Regions from separate parts of the Homo sapiens genome. Here region 2 is linked to region 1. The links are chromatin loops, found by intact Hi-C in ENCODE. Cell type or tissue: HCT116. All regions are shown on one strand.

Evidence for each region. Peaks named below come from ENCODE experiments on the same cell type or tissue, not always from the same donor. Only the 100,000 strongest peaks of a DNase experiment are listed, where the experiment ranks them.
Region 2: a loop joins it to region 1, with 7 times the contacts of the local background. A loop is called at or near these places in 4 of 110 quality-filtered maps.

Annotation. Positions count from the first base shown.
Region 1 is chr10:89,423,024-89,431,023 of GRCh38, forward strand. SLC16A12 (solute carrier family 16 member 12) reads right to left here. Exons shown (of 8, transcript NM_213606.4): 8 at 7,276-8,000. Among named protein-coding and RNA genes, the nearest start is that of IFIT5, 12 kb to the left of the region's middle. RefSeq lists an enhancer at 1-191. In HCT116, a CTCF peak has its summit at 3,420 (motif pointing right); a DNase peak (open chromatin) is centred at 3,408.
Region 2 is chr10:90,575,926-90,583,925 of GRCh38, forward strand. No RefSeq gene overlaps it. Among named protein-coding and RNA genes, the nearest start is that of LINC02653, 39 kb to the left of the region's middle. In HCT116, CTCF peaks have their summits at 3,899 (motif pointing left) and 4,101; a DNase peak (open chromatin) is centred at 3,876; H3K27ac peaks cover 2,206 bases.

The DNA of each region.
Region 1 (8,000 bases):
TCAAGATCAAGGAGCTGGCAGGTTTGGTGTCTGGTGAGGGCCTGGTCTCTGCTTCCAAGATGTCACCTTGAATGCTGCACCCTCTGGAAGGGAGGAACTCTGTTCCTCACATGGCAGAAGAGCAGAAGAGAGCAAGAACTCACTCCTGCAAGCCCTTTTCATAAGACCATTAGTCTAGTCATGTGGGCAGAGCCCTCAGGAACATCTCTCCTTAGGCCTCACCTCTCAATACTGTTGCATTGGAGATTAAGCTTCCAATCTATGAATTTGGAGGAGACAAAAACATTCAAACCATAGCAGAAGAATAGAGACTCAAAAGATACAGTTAAGGTTTTATGGAGTAAGAATTAAATATGTTAGTATAACTTATAAAACAAATTAAGTAAAAATTGAGTTGTGGGATGAGAAGAGTTCTTTAAATTCAGTTAATTAAATCCTAACAACATAGCAGAAAACCAATAGATAAAGTCTATATTAAACAGATCAAAAAATAACATTATAAAACGTACCATCACAGATTGGGATAGCCCCTTCTCACAAAACTAACTTTCTTCCTCTTTCTATCCCTTCAGAACAACATAGCAAGTGTATATTTAAAACAAGTTTATCACTTAGCTTTCTGCTCATACATCCCCTCTCTTTCTGCTTGTACATCCCCTTTTCTCCCAGGACTCCAGCCTCCGCATTCCTCTCTACTTCTCTTCTGAGCCAAAGTTCCCTGCCTCACTGGGATGTGGTTTCTTCTTCTTTAGCTTTCTCTTTTCCTAAGATCAAGCCACACACACTGGATCCCACCCCAAACACAACTACCCCCTTCTTCGGAAACTTCATATTTACTAAGTTGAATTTGTTCATTCAACATTTTGTATTTCACTTTGAGGAATAAAACAGCATCTAATTACTAGAAATGTACTAGAAATGCCATGTATATATTCCCAAAACTGTCTGAACTGAGGGGTTCCTCTGTAAGTGATGAACTGGATTTCTCAATACCTCCTTTCATGATGGCACCTAGCTGAGTAACTAAAGAAATAATGAAGGTGACATGAATAAGCTTTGGGAAAGCCATGCCTCAATGGGAGCACACAGGTGCCTCACAGACAACAAACTCTGAAGGGCAAGCATAGACTGAGGCCACTTGGATTGAACACTTAACATAGAACACTAGCGTTCTTGACTCCGGTGATGCAATGATAGTTATAGCTAACTCTTACATAGTACACAATATCTGCCGGGTGCTGTTCTAAGTGCAGGGCATGTAGTAATCTTGTAAAATCCTTACAAACCCCCCTAAAATAGGCATTTTTATTCTTTCCTTTCGCACATGAGTAATTAGGATTTAGACACATTAAGCAAGCCCAAGGTCGCATACCTAATAAGAGGTGGGAAAAGGATTCAAACTCTGGGTGTCTGGTTCTAGAATCTAGCACTTAACTACTATATAATACTTTCTAAATAGTCTTAAAATTTGGAATGAAGGATATGGGAAGATAGGACCAAATCTTTACAGACCAGAGGAGAGAGATTCTAGAGGATCACACCAAGCCCACATTCTACAATCATAGGTCACCAGACACTATTGTACACAGAACCCCGAAATTCCCTGGAAGGAACTAGGAAAGGGAACTATTTATGTACATTAGCTGCCTCTTGATGCTGGGATTAAAAGCTGTTCTGAAACCTCAGGGAGAATGACCTAAGAAACTGACGGACTCCATCTAAGTGAGGGTTTGTTTCCAGAATTGGATTTTGGAATTCAAAGATTTGGAATAAATTCCTCAAAAAAAGGAAGCCACATATTTTGGAAGACTGAAGAACCAGTAAACAATTAGAAGCCAGAACACGTACCCAGTCCTTTGTCCTTGGAAGGAAGGATATATCCCTTGTGCACACACCAACCAGCATCAGACCCTCACCCAGTGTGGAGAGCAAAATAAGAAGGCAAGGAGATAGTTTGATATGGCCATTCCACAATGTATACATATTTTAAAACATCATGTTGTACATGATAAATATACATGATTTTTATTTGTCAATTTAAAAAGGAAAGGGAAGGGGCGGGGAGGGGATGGGGAGGGGTGGAGGGCGCTGGAACACGTGTAACAACTAGGGCTGGGGTCACCTGCGCTTTAACATCCCCTGAGTTTGCCTTGAGCCTCCAGGCCATGGACTTTGGAATGTGGCTGCGAGTCCCTAATTCTATTAAATATTAATTTTGTTCAAGAGTAACTTCATCTCTCTTCACATGCTTTTCCTTTCCATACCACATCAACTCCAGCAAATCTCACCAAAGCAAACAAACAACAACAAATATAAAAACCAAAACACCAAAACTAAAATCACTTACAGGTCATTTCTATATAAAAACCCTTTATTGAGAAGATCTTAGGAGACAGAAGAATCTACAACTTTAAAGTTAATATTAGGTAATCTCTGTTTTTCAGAAAGAAAAAGGGAGAGAAGTGAGAGGGAGGGATATTGGGAGAGGGGAGACAGGAAACAAAAAAGAGGAATGGAGGGAGCAAAGAAAGAAGAAAAGAAGGAAAGATCCCCAACCATTTATTGATATGCCTGCCTCTTTCTGTGATTCTGAGCTTTGCCTGTTTCCCTGTGTCTCTTCTCCCTTCAAAACCGTTCCTCCATTTTTCTTAAACAGAGCAATTCAGTTCTAACTCTTATCCTCATACTCAGTCACAAACCCAACTATGAGTTGCTTAGTTCTTAGTTCTACATAAGAACTTTCATTTTAACATGATCCACTCTCCTTTGAAAGCAATTTCAGTTATAAATAAATAGAATCCCCACGATTTCACATGCACTACACATTTAAAGTAAATTTAATCACTTTGTCATATTTGCTGTACAGTATAATCCGATATTTTATGTTTTCAAATTGACATGGAATCCATTCTTCTGTATCATTTGGTTTCAACATTTTCTAACATTTGGCTTCTGGTATAACTTTGAGATTCTGTGTCTCACACTTTAACTCCTTTATCAACTCACATCAAATAAATTAACACATTAGTAGGGGTCACAGTGGGAACAAGAATGGAAGGCTGACAATCTGGGTTCCAGAGAAAGGCAGAGGACTTCAAATTTTTTTTACGTTATGTTTTACCAATGGCTATCCCTAGTCAAGCCAGTCAAAATCATCATTCATATTAACTTTGATACTCTATGTTACAGAACTGATATAGGTAACCAAAAGCTGAAAACTGCAACACAGCATCTTTATCCCCGTGTTTATACTTGCAAGAGGAACAGGATAAATGTGGGATGGGTAACGAGCAAGGGGGAGTTGGAAGAGGAGGAAACAATGACAAACTTTAATGTTTGTGCCTTTAAGGTAGGCCTTGGGGAGTTGAACAATTGGAGATTCCCCTACTCCTGGGAAGTGTTCTTGCTAATTCCAGCAGATGGCAGTGCTGCATAATATGTCAATTTTAAAACTCTTTTCTGTGCTTAAGGATCCAAACTTTGGATCCTTAAGAAGAGAATGACACTCTTTACAGTTGAGAGATGAATATTGAATTATAACCCCATGCCCTGAAAATCCCTGCTTTGTACTTAAAGAAGGCAACTGCAATCCCCAAAAGTCCCAGACACCTTTATGGACCCGTCATCGGAACATTTATGTCCACGTGTGCTTGGTTCTGCACTGGCCTGAGATGCCTGCTGGAACCTCAAGGAGCCACACAAAGCAGCTGCCTCACATCTCTTTCCCTCACTCCCAGCCTCTTGCCCTGAAAAAAGTAAGGGCTGATTCCAATCTGTTCAATCCTGTCTTCAAATTCCCCAGAATCAAATTTCTTCAACCCATAATGAATTCTTCCTCTCCTAACCCTCAAAGTACTACACATGCCCTTAGCCTCAGGTCAACATTTAATAACTTCTTGGTGTTGTTCTAACCTGAGTTGGTTTCAATTTACCAATTAGGTAGTAAATTTGAGATCATGGAGGGGGTCCTATGTGTATTTTTAATTCTCCACCATATGTAACATGGTTCCAGATTCCAAAGAGGTGCTTGATAAATAGTTGGTTGATTAACTCCTTTCACCATCTCTTAAAAATGTCTGCCAGCATACTGTCTAATTTTCAATAATGCTTTATGAGTTAGGGGCAGCCATAGGTCTGGTCAGGACAAAGATTTCAGTCAGAAACATCTTCTGCACCTAGCAAAACCCTGGCATAAATATTTTGTGTAAAAGCAGTTTGTGTGGTGCCTGTAATTGAAACCCTGTCTTTTCAGGTTTGGGGCAGGTGCAATCCACATTTTCCCAACGTTCCAGGGCTCCCTTGTGTGAACAGTTCCTCTTCCCTTGGGTTTCCGTTCATTTGTGCACAACAGCTATTTAATTAAGCCTGTCTGGGTTGAACACAGTAGTATCATTTTTTACATTCAGGCCTCAATCCAAAGTTTGTTATTTAATATCTTTTGATCAACTCTTTACTTTGCCACTTTTATTCCCTTTCCAAAACCTGCTCCATAATGGTCAATGCTCCAGAGCTTCTACTGTTTTTGTGACACTTCTAACAAGGTGTCCTATTTTGACACACCAAATTAGGAACATCTAATGTATCCTGTCTGTTCTGGGTACAAGAGCAATTTGCACCCAAACAAACCTGCACCCCAACCCTTCAATCCGCCCCACCCTCGCTAATGTTACAATTCTCCTTAGCAGTTTTTTCATTTATTTGTTCTTTACACTCATTTATTCATTGACCAAGTATTCATTGAATGCCTACTCTGGGTCAGGCACTGCTCTAAATAGTGAATGAGTCAGTATGATCCGTATCCTCAGAAAGCCTGTGGTTTTGTGGAGCAGATGAAATTTAAAAATAAAAACACACATCAATATATATGATCATAACTAAAAGATGTTCTTTGAAGGAAAATAATAGAATGCTATGAGCATGAAGAATGTGGGTGGTAGTGGCGGGGGAGGGATGTATAATTTAGATAAGGGCAGTGGTTAAAGATGGACTCTCTAGGGCAGTGACATTTAAACTGAGACCCAAAATATGAGAAGAGAGTGATCACAGGGATCAACATATGCAAAATGCCCCAGGGTCAGGGGTATAAAGGGGAGGCTTGGTACTTGAAGGAACTGATAGAAAAACTGGGCGCTAGATTGTAGTAGAAGATGGGGGATGTAGCCTAACGTCAGGAACTACACCCTGTGAGACTTCGTAGGTCCAGTGTGGGCACTGAATGCTCACACCAGCCCTGTCAGTTCTGCGATTCTGAAAAAGGCTTTGCTCTTCCCTGTTTGAGCTTTAGAAAGCTGTTTGAGCTGTTTGCTCTTCCCTGTTTGAGCTTAGGGTCAGAAATCTGGATTCATCCACCTGCACGTGGGCCGGAACCTCAGGTAACCACACAGAAGCTGCCCCCCAACCTTTCTCCCACTCCCGAACTCTTCCCTACCTTGACCTATACCCACACCTTGCTCTGCCCACAGTTGCAAAAATAAGCTATCCAAGAATGAACATAGGTCTTCATCTTTCGTAGGACAAGGTCCTTGAACTCTTCCATCATTACACTGGTCAGTGGGAAAAGGCCTAACTTGTCATCACAAAAGAAACATATTTATGGAAAAATGTGAAAAGGGCTGCATTTGAAATGCTAATTCTAAAGCCTTTTAGTGCCAACTCAACTCAAAAATAAACTGCTTTTTACTTAATTCTAGACCAATCTTAGGTCCCAGATCCCTCAAAAAGACCTCTGACCCTTAAACAATTAAGAGCAATAATGAGAGTAATAATGATCACTCTCATCTAAACCTCAAAATCCCTTTTCATTGGTTTGACTCTCTTGGGTCAGGAGAGAAAAAAAAAAAAAGCCTCTTTTAACTTATTTAATACAGCCCTGGGCCTCAGGTAGATAGATCCTTAGGGGCTGGGGAGAAAAGGAGAAAATTTTAATCTTCAATTGAGACACTCAAAGCCCATATCAAGAAAGGAGCCCCAATCAGCTTTGTAAGTAATGATGTGGCTCATTAATAGGTGATACTAACCACACATGTCCCCGTTAGCAGGAACAAATTATTCTTGCCAAGTTCAGGCATTCCCTGGCAGCTGAAGGAAACATGAGCTGCCCACATGTTAATATACTTCAAATTGCTTCTCAAGGGAGAGGATAATGGGTAGATAATTGTAGATGTGGGGGGATAGGTACCTCAAGTTCTTTACACTATTCATTCTACTTTTGTATATGTTTGAAAAGTACCATCATGTTTTGTCTTAAATGTCAGTCCTTTTATCATTATTTATATCTTCCCACTCCCCAACCAAATAGTTTTCCGTGCTATGGGACAAAACCTCAGTTATCTGTCATTGGTAGCTACGCTGGCAACAGATATAAAAATCTATTGCTTGACGGAGTTAAAAAAAAAAACAAAAAAAAAACTTTTTTTTTTTTTTACTCAAACTTTCAAGTGTGAGAAAAGAAACTCAGATATCCACCCTGAATTTGTACTATTTCATTTCAGTAAACAATTTCAGAATTAGACCTACTGGGACCAGGAAGGGGAGTGTCAAATAGACATTACCATTTTCATTATCACTGGCAGTGGTGAAGGCAATTCAAAAAGAACTCAACTCCTAACTGAGAAAGCCTGACTTTGGTAATGTGGAAAGCAGACAGTGGAACTAGCTCACTTTTGGGACAAAATATGCTCCCCAATTCACCCCCTCAACCCTAAATGCTCCCCAAAAGAAGCCTGGATCAATCAACAGCAAATTAAACCACTGAGCCTGAAAGTAGTGGTTTTGATAGATCCTCTTGGGAAAACTCTTGGAAATCTCCAATCTAGAATCTTCCTTCAATATTGATTAGAAGACTGAAGCATAATCCAAAGGATTTTATCTGTCCAAGGGAGCGTCGGTTTCCCAACAGCTTCTTGAACCCACATAAGATAATCCAAGTAGGCACAGGGGAAGGACACAGGGCTTCAGCATCAGCAGCATCCCAGTTTTACAGGATTTCACACTAGAGGATACTGAGCTGTGGGAACTGGTGCCTCAGTTTCCACATCTACAAAATGATAATAATAGAGGTCACTATGGGGATTAAATTCGACAATGACAATGCATAGGAAGTGCCTGGCATAATAGCTCACACATTGGAAGAACTCAATAAAGACTTCTGGTTTTTGTAAATCATTTGATTATTTAACACATCTTAAAATGCTGACCACATCTTAGCATGATCCAGACAGGCCCACTCACCATCCAGTCCAAACCTCTTGTCCGAGGGAAAAATGTCTTTCCAAACACAGGACAATAAATTCATTTTATTTTGCTTTTGAAATAAGAAAATATTAGCATAAATATTTCATCTATTAATGAAATTACAATCTGAACAAAAAGCCCAATCATACAGTGTATCTACAAAGTTAGATAATGTCTTCTGATTTTCTACTCAGATAATTCCAAAGTAGAGCTTACAGTAGTAGAAAGAAATATTTAAGATGTAAAATTATCCCACTATAATTTTGTTCTTGATTCCACAAAATACATCATTCCCATGAATTTCTCAGTTTTGAAATAAACAGTATAGACACATGGAACATTAACACTAAAATTCTGTGTAGAAATGTAAAATAGTAGACCTTAAGATGTACATTTTTCTTACTGATTTTCTAAAAATGCTGCCTCAAAAGGGAAAGTAAAATGCAAATCTATGCATGTATAAAGTCAAATCTCCCAAATGTTTTTATACAAAATCTTTAAAATTTCTGATCACTATGCTTATTTTTCATAAATACTTGTAATACTTCACAGAAATTATATTGCAGAACCACATAAACAAAATTTTGTTGTGATCATGATAAAAAATATGTATAAGAATATTTGTAACTATTCATATTTTTAAACATCTTTAGGCTTGAAAATTCAAGAAATGATATTTAGGGCAAAGTGCTATTCCAAACAGATATAACTTCATCTTAACTTTGACATTTTACAGATACCTTCCAATTTTTTTTTTTTGAGATGGA
Region 2 (8,000 bases), 1.2 Mb after region 1:
CCTAGAGCAGGTATAATTTTAGATGAGGCAGTTCCCTGAGGCTGAGGGCAATTTCAATGAAGAGTGTAACTATGAACCACTGGATGCCAGTATTTCTAGCACCAGGGAATAAACATGCCAGTCCTGATGAGAAGAGTCAGTAACAAATCTCAGTATACATTTCAAACTTCCATGTGCAGCAACATCATTTTAAATATTAACATTAGAAACTATTATCTAGGCAATTCTTCAGTTCTCCCCTTTGCAAAGACTCAATAAATGCAGACTCCCATTATTCCTCCACCAGCTTACCAGATTTCATCTACAAACTGTAGTGCTGGATATAGATGACTTGAGAATCTAGGTGTGCATGGAATGTGATGTATGACTATAGTGGTGTTTCGGGAACCTGTATCTGTTTGGCTATCTAGCACATCTTGAGACCATGTAAGAGGATTAGAGAAATGCGCAGGTTTCTTACTTCTTAATTTTCTTTTTCCTAGGATTTTATATACAAATACACTTAAGCCACCTCTGATGTTGTAAGGTTAGCCGTGTCACCTGTCACAGGTGGTGTGAACACTATGAGTTGCTGACTCGTGTCCCTGTAAATTGCAGAAGCAGGGATATTGGAATCCAGTAGTGGTGGTCTGTGCTGATGCGCACGTCTTTCCTGGCTTGAATCCTTTTCATTACCGATATAAATCAATCTGTCGGCCTCCAGTGGTTAATACTGTAGTGAATGTCTTTAATTCAACTCCAAACTCTAAAAGTGTAATCTGAAGGAAAACATATTTTTAAAGTGTCCATTTTAAAATAGAAAACAAAATAAACAGGATGTATATATATATGTGACTTTAATCTTTCAAAGTTTCTTATAATCTGTCTGTTCTTAACTTTTAAGGATCTATGATGTCTTCTGCTGATAAAATGTTAATCTGAAGTTCAGAAATTATTTTCGGCCAGGCATGGTGGCTCACACCTATAATCTCAGCACTTTGGGAGGCCGAGGCGGGCTGATCACCAGAGGTCAGGAGTTCGAGACCAGCCTGACCAGCATGGTGAAACCCCATCTCTACTAAAAATACAAAAGTCAGATGGGTGTGATGGTGGGCACCTGTTAACCCAGGTACTCGGGAGGCTGAGGCAGGAGAATCACTTGAAACTGGGAGGCGGAGACTGCAGTGAGCCAAGATTGTGCCATTGCACTCCAGCCTGGGCGACAGAGTGAGACTCCGTCTCAAAAAAAAAAAAAAGATTATTTTCATTTTACTTTTTTCTTTGGTTTAAGTTAAAGTAAATTCAGTACTTAAGAAAATAGTATATTTAGATTGATGCCATTTTTCTGAAGTTACTTCTTGTTACTGATCTAGTTATCTCCCTTGCTCTCTGAATATATCCCAAGGGAGAGAGAGATCTTAAGTGTTGTTCACTAGTTGTTAATGATAGATTCTTCTGTGCAGCAATTTAATATGTTTTTTACTTCCCACCTACTTTTCTTTATTGCTTGCATTTATATAATAAGCATATATCATTTTTATAAAACAGTAAGATAGATGAATACTATTAAAACTTCAGAAGAAAATAAAGGAGAAGGAATACAGAGCTACTTCAAACCTTATTTCATTACAAGCATTTTATCTCTTCATCCCCATTTAATCACTTCAGCCTCAAGGTGAAAAAGTGAAACCCATAGACAGAGGTAATCTTGTCCTGATACAAGAAAACATTTGAAAATTGAAATAGTTAAAAGTATGCTCCTATGAGCTAGGGCTCTTTTTACTTCCATTTCTTAATTTATAGTCTTTGTGTATTTCCTCAAAATAAGCCTCCTGAAGGGAATATAAAATACAGATAGAAAAATGACGTCATCCAACTGAGCCCCCAACTGCAGTCACACATGAAGTCACAGATGAACAAACTATGGCACAGGAGAAACCAATTTTAATTTAATTAATAGGATAAAAGTTACTTTTCTTCATGTTTCTCCCTCTGCTTTTGGGTTTCTGTGTTTTTTTTAAATCACAAAATATTTTTAGAAATTACAGAAAGCAGAGAAAATACATACAAAAAGGCTTAAAGATCATCATAATTTTATCTCCCAAAGGCAACTAGCAATATTTTAGTTTAATTCAAGATTTTTTTAAAGGATTTTGGTTGTCACTTGGGATCAAACTGTATAAGAATGTTTACATTGCTTTCTGTACAAACATGATATATACAAAAGTTTCTTATGAGCATAACTCAGTATACATGTAATACATGCTCATAGAAGAAATTGGAAGACAAAAATTTTTAAATATCAATCATCCTGCCATCTAGATATAAACATTCTTGATATGCATTCTTCCCAACTTTTTAAGACAGTAATTAAACAGAACCTTCTGAATAGTTTTTATTTAACAATAGATCATAAACAACCTAGGTACCTCTAATTTTTGCTACGAGAGTACTGGAATAGAAGATGTTTTAAGGTATATCTTTGTGTATACTGAGCATGTTGTCCAATTACTTCCTTAGGAAAAACGTCTAGAGGTAAACTACTGAGTCATACTGTAATAACATTTTAAAGGCTATTCATCTATTTCTAAGATTAACTAGAAGGGTATACAAATTGGTAATTTTCCCAAAAGCAGAGGATGTCTGCTTCACAAACCCTTACCAATTCTGAATAACATTACTAATCTTAGTATTTCAGTCCAATAGGAAAAAAACAAAACAAATCATTGCTTATTGTCTTTTTATGCTTTGATTACTATAAAGGCTATAGAATTTTTCATAGAATTACTATTTTTGTATATTTCTAGCCTTTTCTATTGTCATCCTTATACTTTTGCTATTAATTTGCATCATTTTTAAATAGTCACATTATTGCTCCTTTGTCATCTGTTTCCAAATGTTTATAGGTATTTATTTTTCTTGTACAATTAACTTTTCTAATATTTCAAAGTAAAGCTATATGATAATTGATAACAGAACCTTTGTTTTTATTGTGCTCTTAATGAGAATAAATCTAGTCTTCTAGCCATTAAGGATGTATGTTAGTTTGAGATTATTTATTGTGTCAATTTCTATTCTAATCCTATTTTGCTAAACACATTTTTAAAATCAGATGTTTCAGATTTTGTCAAATGCCTTTTTGGCATATATTAGGCAAATATATTTTTTCCCTTTTGCATTTATTGAAAATATAAATTACATGTAATGTTTTTTCTAATATTGAACTTCTTTACATTCTGGAAATACACTCTCCTTGGTATTGAATGTTTGAATCTGTTCCATACGTCCTCATTTTCAAAAATACCAATTATGCATATATTGGGCTCCCTTTATCTTTTCTGTTATTATTAAAATATTTTATTATTTTAGTTTGATTCATTTTCTGATTTTCCCAAGCCATCCACCCTATCTTTGCCAAAATCGGTATTACTTTCTTTTTCTACTTCTTATTGCTTTCATTCTGAAATGTTTGTTTTATTGCCATGTTTTTCCTGAGTTTTTCCAACTTGCTGTTAGATTCTCCTCTTATCACACAATCCTCTTCCTAAGCATTTTTTATTTTTAGAAATATCAAATTGTCTGTAATTTTTTAAGAACATGAAATTCTATTGAACTGAACCCTTCATTCTTTGGGCAACTCATTTAATAATGTATATTTATTTCCTTTTGTTTAAGATTTTTACTCATCTCTGAATGATTCATCTGCCAGATTCCAGATAAGGAACTGTGTGGAGTAAATTGTTAAAACTTTATGTTGCTTCAGCATCCATTTTGAATCTAGGTTTAACTTTCTCATACCAGAAGCAAGGCTTAGTTACCTTTGACACATATCCAGTTCTCTGCCTCTTCCCAGTTCCTCAATGTGGTCAATCCAAATGTCTGCCTCCTGGTGGCTACCTCCCTACGGGACATAGAGATACAACCTAGCTGACTCACTCCACTGACCCCACACCTACATAGACTGTACATACATGCCACAGTAACCACTCTCAGTCACAACATGACCCTTTGAGATTCATGCTAGCTTGCTCTAAACATGCCAGTTAGAATTTCCTGTGGGAAGCCTGCTTGGGTAATGCCCTGCACCCTAATAAAGTCCTTGGCTCATAGATCTTCCTCCACACTCCACCTACAGGTTGGGCACTCTGTTGGCTCCAGACTTCCTGTCAACCCTCATTGACACCCCTCTTCTCTTTGGGATCTGTACATAATAAACTGCTTCTGACATTTCATGTGTTTGTGCTGTGTTGCCTCCTCTGTCTTACCTAATTGACACACCCACATCTAACTTTCCTTCTAGTCAAAGCTCTCCTGGAGAGTGGCTATCTTGGTGTTATAAACTGGACACAGGTCAGACAAGAGCCATAGGGGTATCTGCCAGCATAGACAAATTTACTGTGAGAGGGACACCAAGTCATATGTTGTACACTTAGGCATTAAGCCATCTGCCAGAATTAAAAAAAAAAAAAGCATCTGTATCCCATGAAAGGCATATTGTAAACATCCTGGATCAAATCCCATGGATCTGCATCAGGGCAAGGCTGGAGTTTATAGCCAATCTCCAGAGAGAGAGCGCTCAGGACAAATTAGAGAGGAATACAAGACTATTCTGTGGAGAAAATGGAGAGAGGAGTGTGAACTGGCAATCTCTAGCCTCTCTTTTGTCTGATCTCTCCTTTATTCTCTGACTAAATCTTTTAGTGTCCGAGGGAAAAGCATAGTAGAGTTGAGGGTAGGGAGAAAAGGGAGTACAGAAGACAGTAGTTCAAAACCTATGCTCTGAAGTCACCCACAGGATTCAAATTCCAATGCTGCTCCCTGCTAGCTCTTTGGTCTTGAAATAGTACTTTAAATTATCTGTATCTCTGTTTTTTTATCTGCATAGTCCCTTTATAGCTTGTTATAAAAATTAAATGAGTCACTATTAAATCTAGAACAGTTTCTGCCACATATAATAGTTCAACAAGGGTTAACATTATGATTAGTTGTTTCTGCCCCATGAGCTTTCTGTTACAATATGCAACTGCTTTGTCTTTTTCCTTGAATCACTCTACCTTATTCTAAGCATCCGCCTCAATTAGGAGGATTGGTTAGAGACCATAGAAATGACATAAGCTGTATTCTTCAGTTGCAGTTTTTGACTTTCTGTGTTTTTTAACTAAGTCGTTACAGGGACATGCCTGCATTTCTCATGACTGCCTCATTCCTCTAGCTTGCAGTCAGTCAGTGGCTTCTCATTTAAGGACTACAGTGCTTACTTTCAGAGAAACCCATACCTGGCAGAATGCAAATACCACTTGACTATCAACAAGCTTTCTCCTCTGTAGAGATATCTTTGGCCAGAATACTTCATAGTTTGAAGCTGTAGTAGACATTATTTCTTAGGTCATTGTAGATGGTGGATTACTCCCTTTCTTTTTTTCCTTGCTGTTTCTGACAGGTTTCATTTTTTTTTAAAGGAGAGTAATAAATATGCCTTAATTTAAGATTTCTAATCAAAAATCTGGAATAGATTCAATACCTTAAGAATGGTCTGAAAGAATTCACCTGTAAAATGGTCCAGGCTGAAATCAAATCAATGGTGAATTCATGATAAAATATAAAATTCAGTATGGCCATTATATTATATACACTTTCTACTTCTTTTTAAGATATTTTTTATTTGTTAATATTTTCAAAATATTCCACTTGGATTCTCCATATTATTAGTATTTTGTTTTTAAATTGATTTAATGTTTCTGGTTATATCCTCATTCTCATTTCAAATATTACATATGTATGACTTCTCTTCCTCATTTGCATTGCCAGGATTTCAGCTATTTACTAGACTTTTCAAAAAGCTCATTTATGGCTTCATTTATACTTCTGCTTTTATCATTGTTTATTTCTATTTCTATTTTCCTTAGCCTAATTTTTAATTTTTCTAGATTCTTGAATAGTATACTTGCTTTATTTTTTATTCGTTCTTGTTAATAATAAAACCATTTGCAGCTAATCATTTTGCTCTGAGTATAAGGTGGTGATACTGGGTTATTCTTATTTGCATAAACATTATTTTAATGACACCAAAATATTCTATGGTTAAAAAAGACTATAAGCATGCTTAACCATTCTCATTATAGTTTAGTTTATAGGTTAATTTCATCTTTGCTAATAGGTTATAGGTTAGTTCCATCTTTGCTAATTATAAATAACTCTGTATATAGTTTAATTAAAAAATACTTGGGGGGAGGGGGGAGGGAAAGCATTAGGAGATATACCTAATGTAAATGACGAGTTAATGGGTGCAGCACACCAACATGGCACATGTATACATATGTAACAAACCTGCACATTGTGCACATGTACCCTAGAACTTAAAGTATAATAAAAAAGAATACTTTTTCTTGATATAATATGTATGTATTCATTTCAAATTTTTATGAAAATTTCACAAAACTAAGGATTAATTTTCTACTAAAGAATCTAGAATATATCTCTTAATCAGTGTTCTTCATTCTTTTATGGAGTCATATTATACCATTTTTTTTTCATAGCACTGTACTATGTTTTCATTAATTGCCAAAGAAAATATTACCATCTGCTTAGCATCAATGACTTATGACACTAATTGTACTAGATGACATAGTTAAGCAGGAGCTACTGTTAATACTTTTTTTGTTCATTGCCCTAGATGGTCTAGGATTTCATTTTATTGGAGAAAATCTCCTGTCATCTTTGCAAATTATGTTAATTTTATTGATAGGTTAGTAAAAGGTATTCTGGACACCATGTATCGTTTTGTAGGCAAAGAATTTGACTGTCCTTCATAAAACCTTTGTGAAAAACACAGTGAAATTATTATGACAAAAATTGGACAAAAACAAGAATCCACTGGCAACATCCAACATTGGAGGGTATAATTTTAAAAGTTGAGAACTTCCAGGAACAGTGCTGGAAACTATGTATGCTGGTCAGTACCTAAGCCTATGACTAATCATAGAACTTTGTGTGGAAATAACCAAAAACATAGGTACTAAAACTGCTTCTTCCTCCTCTCAGCAGTAGCTTGAGGTTCATTTTGAATCTACACAAATTGTTCTATAATAATGGCTAATATCAAAAATATGATCAAACTTAAGTCAGGCAATACGCTAAACTTTGTACATGCAAAATCTCATTTAATCCTCAAGATGACACTACAATTTTGGTTTCATCAATGTGATAGACTAAACAAATGAATAAACTACTCCTGCTGCAAATGCTTACAAATTCTGAATAAAGTAAAAAAGAATCTTTTAAAATACATTACTAAGGCAGCTAAAAAAGAGTAAAATCCCCAGACATCAGGAACTAAAAGAGTGGTAAGCACACAAGTTGATGCTTCAGTGGCCAGGATGGCATGAGTGGTGTGCAGGAGAGTATAGAACTCAGGAGATCTCTAATTGCTAGGGTGTTGGACATTAATATCTATGCAGAGAAATTAAACCTATGTGAGGTCAGGAGTGGGGATGTAAATCCCAGTATAAAGACAGGACCCTTAAAGTGCTACGCCCACAGAAAATGAGGAGCTCGATAAAATGTGTCTACATGTCTTAGGATGCCAGCAATAACATTTTCTTTATTTTGGGTTCTGGGTGAGTAAAAAAAAAAAAATTACCATGAGAAATCAAAACCTCAAGCTTAAGTAATCTGAGATGTAGAGTCCAATTTACAGTGTTCATGAGTGATGAGAATCCAAGCCTACTTCACTGAAGTATGTAGCAGAGGAAAATGAAAAACTGCTCTGAACCAATGTCATATGAAATTCCTACAAGAGAAAAAAAACGACATACAAGAATTTCTTAATCAAAAATTACAAAATGTGCTAGAAAATAGTTATCAGACAGAATAAATCAGATTAGTAGAGAACCTAGAAGGACAAATAATAATCTGAACAAGCTTATAAAATAATTTAAATGGCTAAAGAGATAAAAGAAAAAATGAAAATCAAAGAATAAGAAACAACAAAAAATAGAAAGTCTAAGAAACAAAAGAACTTA